2 separate regions of the Homo sapiens genome follow, and region 1 is linked to region 2. The links are chromatin contacts, found by Hi-C or POLR2A ChIA-PET in ENCODE. All regions are on one chromosome and are shown on one strand. Each heading gives the region's core, a stretch centred on a gene start or an enhancer-like site at or near the end of the contact. The rest is flanking DNA. Distances are from core to core; before and after follow the strand shown.

Region 1 (6,599 bases), core at 1,615-4,114, 790 kb after region 2:
GTGTGAGCCACCGTGCGCGGCCGGAAGCTTGGGACTTTGAAGCCAGTTTGGTTTTCCCAAATTCTCCATGTGGGTGAGGGAAGGAACAAAGCCTCCCACCACTTTACAGATGGGAAAACTTAGGCTCAGGTAAGATAGGAGACATGGCAAAGGCTCCCCAGCAACTCTGGGGCCACCCTGGGATGGTGACATGGCTTCCCAACTCCAGATGCCATTTCTTCCCCGAGCAAGCTCCAAAGTCCCCCTGAACCTCAGGTCGGAATCCAAAGCCCAGTAGGACTCGATCAGACAGACTCAGGCCCAAGGCCTGGCCCTCCTTCTGACAAGCTATGCAGCCTGACGTGTCCTGCCCCCTCTCTGGGCCTGAGCTGCCTCAGCTGTCACTGGCAGACTCTCTCCTGCCCAGGAGTGAGGACATGAGTGTTCCCAGAAGCCCCCAGAGCTGGGCACCGGGAGGCCCCCATGGGTGACTGGTTCCTGCAAGAAGGGATGGTGCCATGGACCCAAAGCAGCCTGTGGGCCCCTGGGTCGCTTCTCACCCCCAACTTGCCAGTTCGCTCCTCTGCTAGTCTCCCAGACACCTGCTCCCCAGGGCATGCCCGGGCTTGCAGCTACCCTATGCCCCTGCAGGCTGGGTGCCCACCTACCAGGGCCTTCGAAGGCAGAAGGTGGCACAGGCGGGGTCCCTGGCACTGGAGCACTGACAGCGCCTTGGCAGGGAGCGGCGCCGGCGTCTTGGCGGGTTTCCCAGGCCGTAAGGAGCTGTCTGTCTGTGGGCGGGCAGCCAGCAAGGTAGTGGTGTGGGGTGGAGAGAAAGAGAGAGAGAGAAAAAAATAAAGAGAGAGAGGATTAAATAAACCACAACCATTGGCAAGCAGGGACTGTCCACACTGCCCACTGGGACAGCCACCCATGCCAGCAGGGTGCCAATGAAAGGTGACCAGCCCTTGACCTCAAGAAGTCACACCACTGAAGTCACAGGCTACTCCACAAGGGTCCTGGTAGCCCTTGGCAAGACCCTCCCCTTCTCTGGGCCTGGCTTGGCTCACTGAGAGCTCCCAGCATGGGGGCAAGGAAATCTGTGATCCTACCTGAAGTTGGGAATTGGGAACCTCCTAGTCTCTCTCCCCTCTCAGACAGGCTGGTCCCCCTGTTCTCAAAGAAGGCTCTCAGCTAGCTCTGGAGGAAGGGCGGCCACTCCATCTCACAGAAGTAAACACAGGCTCATAGCTAAGCTGCCCCCATCTGGTCCCCACTTGCCTGGAGGGGTAACACATGTGCCTTAGAGGCTTGACTTGAAAGTGGGGTGTGTGTGTGTGTGTGTGTTCAGATGGGATTAATTTCAGATTCAGAGTCTGATCAAGCGGGCCAGGGGAATGGCAGGGGCCCTGTGGCTGGCTAGACCAGCACTTTCGAGTGACAGAGCTAATTTTAGATGGTGTGGTTGGAGTCGCAGTGACTCCAGGTAGACTCAGCACGCAGGGACTGGCAGGGTTCCCGCCCTAAGCAAGTGTTTGGATGCGGATTAGCTTCACACACGCTTACGTGCAGGGCTTCTCTTGCCTTTTGCAATTTGGGGAGGGGAAAAAATCACAAACACACACAGAAACTTCAACTGAAGGTATGCAGTGGCCTGGAGGCAGTGCGGGTGCAGGCGGAACAGACAGCACGGGGCTCCCACCCGGGTGTAGCCAGTAGCACAGGGCAGGTTCTCATCTGTCGTTTGAGGGACTATCCTGCCTTATGGGGAGGATGGGGGGGCTCCTGAGATGATCATGCACGTGCAGTGCTTGGCAAAGAGCCTGGCATAGTCAAAGCACGGGTGCTGTCACTAATCGTATTATTATTGGAAGAGCATGCAGAGGCAGCATGACAGAGACTGTGAGCTCCGGCATTCCCCAACCGAGGATGGTGCCTACCCTTACAATTACCTGTGTGATCTTGGGGGAGGCGCTTAAGCTCTCTGAGCCTCAGCACTTGAATCTGGAAAACGGGGCCAACACTTGCTTACCAGGCTGTCTTAAGAATTCTCAGAAGACAGCCCTCTCTATGGCTCAGGTGGTCCCCACTCAGGAATTGAAACAATTAACTATTGATATTAGCCAGTGCCTCCATCTGGAGGCCCAGGGAGAGATGGAATGTGTCAACGTTCCCTAGCATGCCAGTAGCTTCCACCCTGACACCCTGCCCCAGAGCTCCCCCTGCCCCCAATCCCCATGGATGCTCACTCAGGAGTGTTCACCCAGATGATGTCCAAGTGGCAGAAGTAGACGCACTCCTTGTCGAGCCAGGAGCTGCAGGAGCAACGGCGAAGCCGAAGGTGGGTGCCTTGGGCATGAGATGAGGACGCTGGCTGCTCCAGGGTGGCAGCAGCCTGGCCCTTCCCTGCATGCACAGGAGGGAGAGAGAGGTGGAGAGGTGGGTTGGGGTGCCTGGCACATCCCAGAGTGGGGGACCCACCATGCCCCTCCTCTTGCATAATCGAGGGAGTTGGCACTCTTGCTGCTCAAGAGCTCCAGGCCAGCCCAGGGAAGTCCCAGCAGCCCGTGGGGAGCCTGGGCACCTCTGTATTTGCAGAACCTTTCCCCTGCCACCACTGCCGCCAGGCTCCCGCCCCTGTCTGCCCCCAGCTGGCTTGGGAGGCACTGCAGCCCTAGAGGGAGACAGAGATAGGCAGACCCAGGAGCTGTAGGCAGCAGGTGAGGCCAGGGCAGCTCACCTTCATGCAGGGCCACGAGCAGGGCTAGCGCAACGGAGCACCAGGTGGTAGGCACGGAGACCATAGCGGCGGTGGAGCGCGCAGGCTGGACTGGAGCAGGGAGTGCCTGTTGCCAGCGTCCTGCTATTAAGCTGAGCAGATAGCTCATTGCCTCGGTGCCCTGGCTGCCTCTTATACCAGGCACGGTGCCCCACCCCTTCTGGTCCAGCCCTGCCCCGCTGCACCGGCGGGCTGGGAGCCAGGGACACCGCCTCCTCCCCGGGCGCCTGGCCCGACCCAGCCTCTGCAGTGAAGGGGGGAGGGAGATGGAAGGCCCATTCCTCCCTCTGTGCCTGGAGCACCTCTGGGAGTCCTGAGGCTCCCTGGCAGTCCCCAGGGGCCCCTCGCAGTCCAGCTGGACTTCCTCAAGTCACCCCCAGCTGCCCCGAGCCCCCTCCCTCACTCTGTTGGCGGCTGCTCCACAGGTCTCGCCCAGGGCTGTGAGTGTGGAGGAGGAGGTTCCATGAGCAAAACCCCTCTCCTCGGAGAAGACTCTGCCATCTATCCTGCCTGCCCTCTGCCAACCAGGCTGAGGATGCCCCTCTGTTGTGTGGGATGTGAAAGGCCCACGCAAGGCTGTGTGGCCTTGGGCGAGTCAGAGCCCTCTCTGGGCCTGCCTCCCTCTGTGAAGGACACAGCTCATGCCTGACTTCTGACCAGCCTGGAACTGCTTCATCCCCACCTCACCCAGGAAATGCCCCCCTCAACCCCTGCCCTGTCACCCCAGGGCCTGGGGCAGGAGTTCTAGTCCCTTCCAGAAGCTGTTCAGCTATGCAGCCATGGCCAAGGGCATCCTTCCTGGGCCTGTTTCCTTGTTTGCAAACAAGGCCAAAACAAGAAGGTACTTCACCTGCTTGGCTTACAGGCTCCTTTGAGACTAAGAAGGTGGCTTCAGACCCCTTTCCAGAAAGATGTCCCTGAGGACACACACACAAAGCGCCCCTTGAACAGTCTCCTGTCCTGGCCATGACAGGATGTCTTGGCTTCCACCGGGGGCTACTGTCTGCAAAAGAAGTAAGCCAGGGGACTTCTCTGGGGACTGGCATTCTGCTCCTGCCCCTCTGCTGGCCCAGAAGCCTTGCCGGGGAGGGGAAAGCAGGGATGAACCACAGCTGTGCTGAGCAGCTCAGGGAACCGGCAGGCACCCTCTGTTCCTGCCCTGGCTGAGAGTCCACTTCCTGCTGGAGTCTTCTCAGGGACCCTGTCTCCAGGCACAACAGGAAAGGCCCTCTCGTTTCTTGGAATTCCCAGGGCCTGTGCCTCTCGTGCCTGCCTGACTCATCCCATTGCACTTATCTCCCCTGCAATCTCAAGGTCCAGAGCCCCAGAGGAGGCAGGGCCTGACACCTACCCTGCACACAGTAGGGGCCTTGCGAGTGCTTCCTGAGGGCAGGGGGGTCAAGAGATGCACACCTGGCTTTCCACTTACAGAACCCAGGATGCCCAATGCTCAGTTCCTGTATTCAGCAGCTCCTTTGTCCTTGGACATTTATGAAGGGGACAGTAGGTGACCACCAGGAACAGGCAAGTTTGCATCTTCCTAGGGTGTGCCCAGAGCAAGCGTGCATGTGTGAAATCCTGGAGAAACTGGCAGAACTGATGGAGGGTGAGAGCAGGATCTTCCTTCCTGGAGACTGAGCTGGCTCCTGTGAAAAAAACAAACAAATGTTTCCTGAGCACCTACTACGTGCTTGGAGCACTATCGACTCTTCCTCACCACAACCCCAGGAGGCAGCTATTATCACAGGGGAGTCAGCTCAGGACTGCCCACGAGGCTCAGAGAGGAGCAGGGCCTGGTCAAGGCCACCCAGCGGGCAGGTGGCTTGGTCTATCAAGCAAAGCACAAGGGACTCCCCGTGAGGTGCTCTCTGCCCTCCCACGTCGTGCCTCTCGAAGAATTTAGAAGAGTATTTCTGGAATGAGGTGAGCAATACTCACAGTCATTTCTATCAGCCTCTGCAAGAATATGAATACGGAATTAAGCAGGGCTGGGGGCTGCTTGGGGGTGGATAGAGAATTCAAATCGCTGGACCGTGAAGAGAAGAAAGAAGGAAAAGCAGGTCAGCGGGGAGACGGAGGGGGTCACGGTGGGGAGGAAAACAAACAGGGAGGCAGATAAAGACAGGCAGGGAGAGAGGGGGAGAATGAGGAAGCAGTGCGTAGCCAGAAAGAAAGAACTCAGATTTGAGAAAGTAAAAGAGGGAAACCATAGGGAGAAGAGGGAAGGTTATAAAGCGTCTAATCTTTACACAAATGCAAAACGCCTGCTCAAGACAATAGGGAACCAGAGGCTCCGAGCCGGGGAAACATAATAGAAGCATTAAATGAACCCAGAGACAGGATCCCTCCCGGGTGTGAAAGAAGGGTGACTACAAGGCAGGGGCTGCTGCCCGAGCCCCGCAGGGTCAGCACAGCCAGCTGCGAGCTGGGCCGGGCTCCGGTTTCTCTCCTTCTCTGCCCTCTGCCTGAGCTGAACAAGCAGGGCTCCTGTGAAATGGAGAGGACTGGCCCAGGAACCTAAGCGAGCACAGATCTTAGGGGATGAAGCCATTCCCGGAACAGCGCTGCTCCACTGACAAGAGTTAGTTTCCAGGTAGGGAAAATTAAGCTGAGTTAAAAATAGCCCCATCTCCCTGGGTCGCTTAGCCTGGGCCTCTGTCCGTTGCCTCTGCCCCTCGTGGCTGGTCGGACTGCATGACCCTGCCACCTATAACTGTCCTGGCCTCACTGTCCCTGTCCTTTCTAGGTGGCCTGGCTTCACGACCCCCTGGCCCCACTTCTCTGGCCCTGGCACCTGCCCGAGTTTGTTGAGGCTGCAGGGGGAAGGGCAGGGAGCCACCGAAGGTCACCCTCTCAGAATTTGAAGAGAATTGCTTTACTCGCTAAGCGATTTGTTTCCCTTATGCTTGCAGCAGCCCAATCCAAGAAAGAGGGATGTATGGGGAGGGAGGGCTGGCAGAAGAGAGCAGTTGAGTGTATTTCTGAGTCAGACACTGGGCTAGAAACTTCCCCCTAGAAATCCCCGTCTCCACTCCCATTTGGTAGATGAGATAACTGAGGTGCAAGAGGAGGAGCAACTGGCTCAAGACACTGATGGGGCTGGGTGTGTTCTCTTGGTTCCTAACCTGCCTCACCCTTTCCTGTACACCCGTGAAGCTCTCCCAGGGGTCCAAACTGAGCCCAGGATCCTGGGTCCCTTGGAGAAAGGCCGTCAGGAAGGACCCCACTGGCAGGAAGGCTGGGGCATTGGGATGAGGTTAGGCTGTCTCTCTGTGCACCCCAAAGCTCCCTCTATAGTCCCAGCTCTAAGAGCAAATATGGTCCCGTCAAGCAGCTGTCCAGCAGCTGTGGACACTGAGCTGAATGGAGGTTGCATGGGAGTGAAGACTAAGTCTCCTAGTGATGCCTGACACAACAGGGCTGGGCTGCAGCAGGTGCCTGGGATTGCAATCGAGGCCCTGGACCAGGAAGCTTTGTCCCAGCTCTGCTTTTCATGACATGTGGCCTAGGGCTCCTCTCCCTGGCCTCAGGTGTCCCGCCTTCCCATTGATGGCGAGAGATGCTTTCACCTCTGACTGCCTGTGACATTCAGGATCAAGCTGACCTGAGTTTAGAGCTCCCCAGAAGGAGGCCCAGGAGACTCCAGCAGCATGGCTCTTGCAGCTTGAGCCCTTCTGCTCCTTCACCTGTGCAAAACCAGTCATTTCCCCATCGACACCTGGCCCCACCGGGTTTTGGGAAGTTCTGTTTGCAGCCCCAGTAGAAGGGACACAGTGTCTTTGCTGCAGGCACACACTGTGCAGACGGCCTAGCAGAGCGAGCAGCTGGGAAGAGGGGCTGG
Region 2 (6,524 bases), core at 1,762-4,261:
TCCACTACAGAGATGACACGGGCAAGGAAATCCTAATGCTCAGTGTGGCTTAATTGAGATGAGGCTTAGAGGGGCAATGGTAGTGCTAGCCTTTGTGACTGCCTTGTTTTGGGCTGCCATGGCTGAGCAAGCCCTTTTGTTCACAGAATCTCTCTCCAAACAGGGTACAGAATGGCTGACGAGATTGATTAGGTTCCATTTATTAAATTACAATATCTACCTTCTTCAGGTTCCTCCCATATGCCCTTTATCAGAGTTTGTTTTGTTTTGTTTGGTCATGTTTGTAAAAAAGGTCTTGGCTTACCCCCATGGATAGCTAATTTCATGGTTGTATTAGTCTGCTTAGCTAGCATGTTATGCTGCAGTAACAACGAAAACAATCTCAGTGGCTTACAACAAAGGTTTATTTATTGTTCACACAACATTACAGGTTATGTGTGTCAGCTGTCGCTCTGCACATCTTCATTCTGGGACCAAAGCTGAAGAGGGAGCTCTATTTAGGACATGCTGCTCTTGTGTCAGAGGAAAGATAATATGGCAAAATTGTAAGATAGCTCATAAATTTCTGCTCAGAAGTGGTTCATGCCATTTCTTTCTTTCTTTTTTTGAGACAGAGTCTCACTCTGTCGCCCAGGCTGGAGTGCAGTGGCGTGATATTTGCTCACTGCAACCTCCAACTCCCTGGTTAAAGCAATTCTCCTGCCTCAGCCTCCCGAGTAGCTGGGATTGCAGGTGCCTGCCACCACACCTGGCTAATTTTTTTATTTTTAGTAGAGACAGGGCTTCACCATCTTGGCCAGGCTGGTCTTGAACTCCTGACCTCGTCATCCACCCACCTCGGCCTCCCAAAGTGCTGGGATTACAGGTGTGAGCCACCGTGCCCGGCCGGTTCATGCCATTTCTACTCATATTTCATTGGTCAAAACAAGGCCAAGCTTGACGACATTAGGGTGAGAAGTCTTTCACCCTAATCTCCTAGGGACAGGCCAGATAGCAACGGCTTTAGAAAGGGAAGGGCGGAGGCTATTGATAATAAAGACTATAGCAAGGACTAATATTAGGCTTATATGTATCAATTGACTGTTATCAGTTATAACATTGACTATTAAAATACTGAAATACTCTAGTACTACCTGGTAAATAGCTGCTGTCCCAAACCTCCTGACCACTCCCTTCCCCTGGGATCCCTTGGGACCTCCTATTCACAAACCAGCAACTGAAGGGTTAACACCTAGCACAGACGTATACCTCCAGGATCCTAGCTGCATTTCTAATTCTGCTTCATCTATGCTTGAGCACTACTTGTTGTTAAATATACTTAATATCACTCTTAGCTAATTTCCTCTATGTAGATTTTTATTTATTTCTGAGGGCAACCCAACTTCCAGGCTCTTGGAAGGAAATAGACTGCAGCCCCTAAGTGTGATCAATACTTAATTATAACAATAATCACTAATAATAACTTGTGCTGCTTCATTGTAACTAAATGTACACTTTTACATTTTTTGGCAAGCATAGTATATGCAATAAGTACTCAATAAACATCTGTAGAGAGACTTATTTAGCTTTTTTCCATTAGCTACATCTGTCTCTACAATCTCAACATACTATTCTCTTGAATCTGTTTTTAATTTTATGCCATTTCTCATGTCTGAAAATGTCATTATAAGTAACTTTTTTTTTTTCTGAGACAGGGCCTCGCACTGTCGCCCATGCTAGAGTGCAGCGAGACACTCGTAGCTCTTACCAGTAACTTCTTTATAACACTTTTGCAATTTACGAAGCACTCTCACATTATTTCATTCACTCTCCCCAACATTACCAAAAGTTAGGAATTAGATCTTTTTACAGATGAAGGAATTGAGACTCCCTGAAGTCAAGTGTCTTATAGTTAGGTTTTGTTCATTCATTCATCAAATAGAGTGCCTGATGTGAGATTTATTGAAACTGGATTTGAAAACAATTTTCCTGAATTCAAGTCGAGGGTTTACTCCACTATTCTCAATTACTTTATCACCAGGGTTATAAACCCAAAGGAAGTGAGTAACAACAGTGTGATTTTATTGAGGACCCATGCAACACTAGTCTCAGAAAGGCTCCAGTGTCATTTGTAAAATTCAAGGTTACCATCAGCAGAGGCAGTCATTCCTCTCTGCGCTTGTTACCTAATGCACTAACTCTCACTGTAGGTAATTCCATTCAAGACACATTTGATGACTATACCTACAGGTTTTGAAGTTATTCGGATGGGGTTTTGACACTTACTAGCTGTGGGGACTTAGATCAAGTTACTTAACCTTTTTGAGCTTCAGTTTTATCATTTGTAAAATGGATACAATCCTGATGCCTTTGGACCAAGTGGTCACGGAAATGAAAGAGATAAGTATGAAAAAATCCATGCTCATAGTAGCTGTGGTTTCCAACTGCGTGATAAAACTTTAAAATCTGCATTCAAATAAGAACAACTATGTCGACGTAAGGTTACAAGCTAACTATTCTTGGTAAGTACTGTTCTTTATTCTAGAGGACATCACTTTACAGTTTGGTGCTAAATGCTCTTTTATGAATTTAAGGTGCCAGTAGCTGTCTACTTGAACGGCATGCTTAATCTGGAACGCCATGTCGACCTTCATCCCCCAGTTCTTTCTCCCCAAATTAAAAACACAAATACACACACACGCCCCTACTTAGTTCCTAAAACTCAAGGGCACGCGCACACACCTACTTATTTCCTAAAATTCAAGCTCGCACCAAGGAGATCCACAAGGATAGGCAGGGTGGTGGAGGTCACTGGGCAGCGCCTCCGGATCCCCCGAAAGGGGGCGGGGTCAAAACTCAGATCTCGAGCTCCCGAAAGGGGGCGGGGTTAAAACTCTCAGATCTCATTCCGCCTCCCTCTGTCGTCGCCCCTTCCCAATTCTCGCGAGACCTCAAGGAGCACAGCTTCTGCGCACCGCACGATACTGGGAGTCCAGGCGCCAAGGGAGGGGGAAGGGAAAAGGGGAAACGGTGCAAACGGCGTGGCCGCCATCTTGCTTGTGCCCCCGCTTCGCGCGCGCTCCGTTCTCCGTGACGCACACTTCCCCCTCCCCTCCGCCGCGCCTGGGCCTCTGCATTGCCCGACTCCGTAGGAGCGCGGGGGCGGCTCCTGCTCTTCCTGGACTCCTGAGCAGAGGTGTGTGAGTGTGCGGGAGTTTCTGTGCGAGGGTGATAGGGAAGCGGCGGCGGGGGGAGGGGCAGCGCTTCCCGCCTTCGCCAGAGACCTCACTTCCTCGCGCGGCCGCTGCTGTAGCTCGGTCCGTCCTGCCCGCCGCCATGTTGTGCTCTTGCCTGGCCCGCTGCTGTCGCCGCCGCCGCGCTCGTGGGGTCCGTGTGCCTCGTCGGCCCGGCCCGCGGGCTTTCTCCCATTGGCGGAAGGCGACGGCGGGGGGGCTCGCTCGTGATTGGTCGGTGGCGGGGAGGCCGCGGACCTGGCACCTTATTGGACGCGCCAGCTCCGGTCTAGGGGGTGATGAAGGAATCTGAGGCTGCGGGGATGCGCGCGTCTTGGGCTAGGGCGGCTGGGGCAATGACCCCCTGCGGCGCAGGCGTGGGGTTGCGGCGAGAGGGCGAGCCTAGAGGCTTTAAGGGGGAAGAGAGGGTGATGGCCTGGCAGGTACTTTGGGGGTAGCTTAGGCCATGGCCTGGGAATGGGGGACACTCACTTTCAGAGGTGCTTTTCCTGGTACATGCATGGCCCAAGATTGGGGTGTGCAGGCCCTCAGGGTTCCAGGCTTGGAAACACCGAAACCCAAGTGACAGGCTGAGAGTCTTCGAGATCCAGGGTTGCTAATGTGACCCAGTTTGGAAGTGGCCCTGAAGTCCACGGTGTGAGTGTATGGTGTAGGAAGAAAGGCATCAGGGCTAGGGGCATAGCTGAACGGTAGAATCGGATCAGGGATTTTGCTGGAGAGTGCAAGCATTCAAACACTGAGGTTTTGGTGGAGCCCTGGAGTCCAGAGTCAACGGACCTGGGATGTGATGTGAGGAGCAAGTAAACCGAGAGAGGAATGCTATTGAGAAGTGTGCTCTGTCCGAGCCTAGGAAGCACAGCATTAAGTAGTATCAGATTTAAAGTGACAAAATCTGATATAGGAAGCATTTTAGGGGACATTTTCGGACTTGGGAAGTGTATTAATAGAACAGTTATACATTATTGAGTCTCAGGACCATACAAGTAGTTTTGAGATGTTGTATATGAAATTTGCTGCTCTAGGAAGGATACAGGTCATGGCTGAGTTTCCAAAGCCACATTAGCAAATATTAGGTAGTTGGTAGTTATTTGTTGAGTAAATATTGTTAGGTTCCCCTTTAAGGGAAAGGGAGCTAGCCAGAAATTTTCGGTCTTGGTTTATTTCCTTGTATATGTGCCTAAAAAGTATACCCATTCCCATGTGTACTTTGAATTTTTTGTTTGTTTTTTCAAATAAGCAGCTCCAAACCAAAAAAAAGCCCATGCATAGCTTCTTAAGGAACAGGACTTGTCAACACTTTCTGGTTCATATTCAAAAAGTTTTTATTCCAATCCAGAGTCGTTCCAGTCAACTTGTTGGGAATATGTTCTTTTCCACTGAATCTGAATCGTAGTTACTTGTATTGCTTTACATTTGCTCGTCCCAGTGTGTGAGGGCCATGGAAACACATTTATGTTAAACATCTGTGTTTTCCTAATTTGTTTTTCCTTGTTTTTGTTAGGTAGTCCTTTTTAGCTTTAGATGGTACTCTTCTGTTTTCATACCAATTTCAAGAAACTCCTAGGGTTTTCAAATTTAGTTTTATGTGAATGCAACTACATTTTCTGGAGAAGGGAATTGATAAGTAGCAGAGGAAGAGAATTGCTATTTTGGGGCATATTTTAACTCCAATAGGTAGGCATTATCGTCCCCATATTGCAGATGAGGAAACTGAGGATCAGAGAGTTTAAGTAGCTTGTCTGGTGTCACTCAGTAAGTGGTTGAGCTAGAATTCAAACCCTGGTTGCCTGATGCCAAAGCCTGTAATTTTATCTGCTACATCAGCTATCAACATAAACCTGACTAATGAAACTTCCAGATAATTTTGTATTTCCAAGTGGATCATCTACTTTGATTTCTGGGTGTTTAGAGTGTATAAAATGGAAGACTATAATTCTTAAGAATTTCTTGTGCTGCTTAAGGATTCAGACCACAGAATTGTAACCATAGAGAATATGGGTTCTTCAGCTAGGTATTCAAATCATATCCCTTGGCTTCTATTGTGAAAGGGAAGATTTACCAAGTAAATTGCTGCATTTTTTCCTGAATCCAGGTAGATAATGGGGAAAAATATGTACAGAAACTTGAAGAATCTGCATTCCTTAAAACCAAGCTTCAGAATATTGCAGATAGTCTTTCTGTATGTGGAGGTAATTTATGCCAAATGGCGAGGAACTACCAAGTGCCTAGTGTAAAGAGCTCACTGGAGAGGTTTTTCAAGCATCACCAGTTCCTTAGGGTGTCCCCAAATACCAGGACCTATTCAAAGGCCTAGTGCTTTCTTCAGACTGTGGGATATTGATTCTAGGATATGCTTATCCTGAACAATGTGTAAAATTAAGACTGGATAGGACAAAATATTTGCAGTTCCAATTTTGCATGGAAACCTTTAAATCAGGGTTTGAGAGGAGACCAGTGAGTTGGAAATCTTAATTGCTTTATGTCTTGATGTGCTTAGGTGAAGCCCTCCCTCATTTTTGTTTACAATAACGTTTCACTGTGGAAGATAGAGGCAAAGCTACAAGTGAAAATAGGGTTTGCCATGTATTTTGTACATTGGTCATTTCAGCCTCATTTGGCTCAGTCATCAAGTTAACCAAATATGAAGAATGCTGTAGATCTATAACTTAGTTTCGTTTTTAGTAAGACTAGACAAGGTGATAAAAATGAGTGTATATGTACACCTTTTTTTTTTCAGCAGGCATTTCTGGAGCAACCTGCCCTTCAACATTGGTGACCACCTTCATTCCATGTTAGCCCCTTATACCCATGGCCACCTTGTTAAGATCTGGAATTGACCACTCTAGAAATCTTGAACTCTCAGGAAATCTCAGTAGATCTGAGTTTATGTTGAAAACTTGTGAACCTCAGCTTTTTCTTCAGGCAGAAATCATACTAAGATTTATACTTTATAGGCTGTGTTCATGGCATCTTATTTAATTCTTATGACAAATCTGTTATCTCATTTATACTTACACATTTTTTTCTTTGGTCAGAACTACTAGAGACTGGGCGCAGTGGCTCACGCCTCTAATCCCAGCGTTTTGGGAGGCTGAGGCAGGTGGTATTTGAAGTCAGGAGTTTGAGACCAGCCTCGCACACATGATGAAACAAAATTACAAAAATTAGCCTGGCATGGTGGTGGGCGCCTGTAATCCCAGCTACTCGGAAGACTGAGGCAGGAGAATTGCTGGAACCCGGGAGGTAGAGGTTGCAGTGAGCTGAGATTGTGTCACTGCCCTCCAGTCTGGG

The links. Hi-C counts contacts between places; a loop is a spot of excess contacts on that map. ChIA-PET counts read pairs that join two places held with the same protein, here RNA polymerase II (POLR2A). Pooled maps may share reads with other maps.
Region 1: a loop to region 2 is called in a pooled map, with 4 times the contacts of the local background. The contact joins the promoter of EDN2 here to the promoter of NFYC in region 2. A Hi-C loop is called at or near these places in 1 of 168 maps with a recorded cell type or tissue (ascending aorta) and 3 of 50 pooled maps. POLR2A ChIA-PET finds 5 or more read pairs at or near these places in 1 of 52 experiments (MCF 10A).

What each region holds. Positions count from the first base shown.
Region 1 is chr1:41,481,819-41,488,417 of GRCh38, forward strand. It overlaps EDN2 (endothelin 2), which reads right to left and starts at 2,865. Exons shown (of 5, transcript NM_001956.5): 1 at 2,720-2,865; 2 at 2,229-2,385; 3 at 648-770. The coding sequence starts at 2,783. RefSeq lists enhancers at 137-1,123, 3,972-5,171, 5,609-5,858.
Region 2 is chr1:40,688,693-40,695,216 of GRCh38, forward strand. It overlaps NFYC (nuclear transcription factor Y subunit gamma), which reads left to right and starts at 3,012. Exons shown (of 10, transcript NM_014223.5): 1 at 3,012-3,175. It overlaps NFYC-AS1 (NFYC antisense RNA 1), which reads right to left and starts at 3,569. Exons shown (of 1, transcript NR_024567.1): 1 at 388-3,569. It also overlaps a transcript of RIMS3 not described here. RefSeq lists a silencer at 3,420-3,519 and enhancers at 3,760-3,929, 3,950-3,999.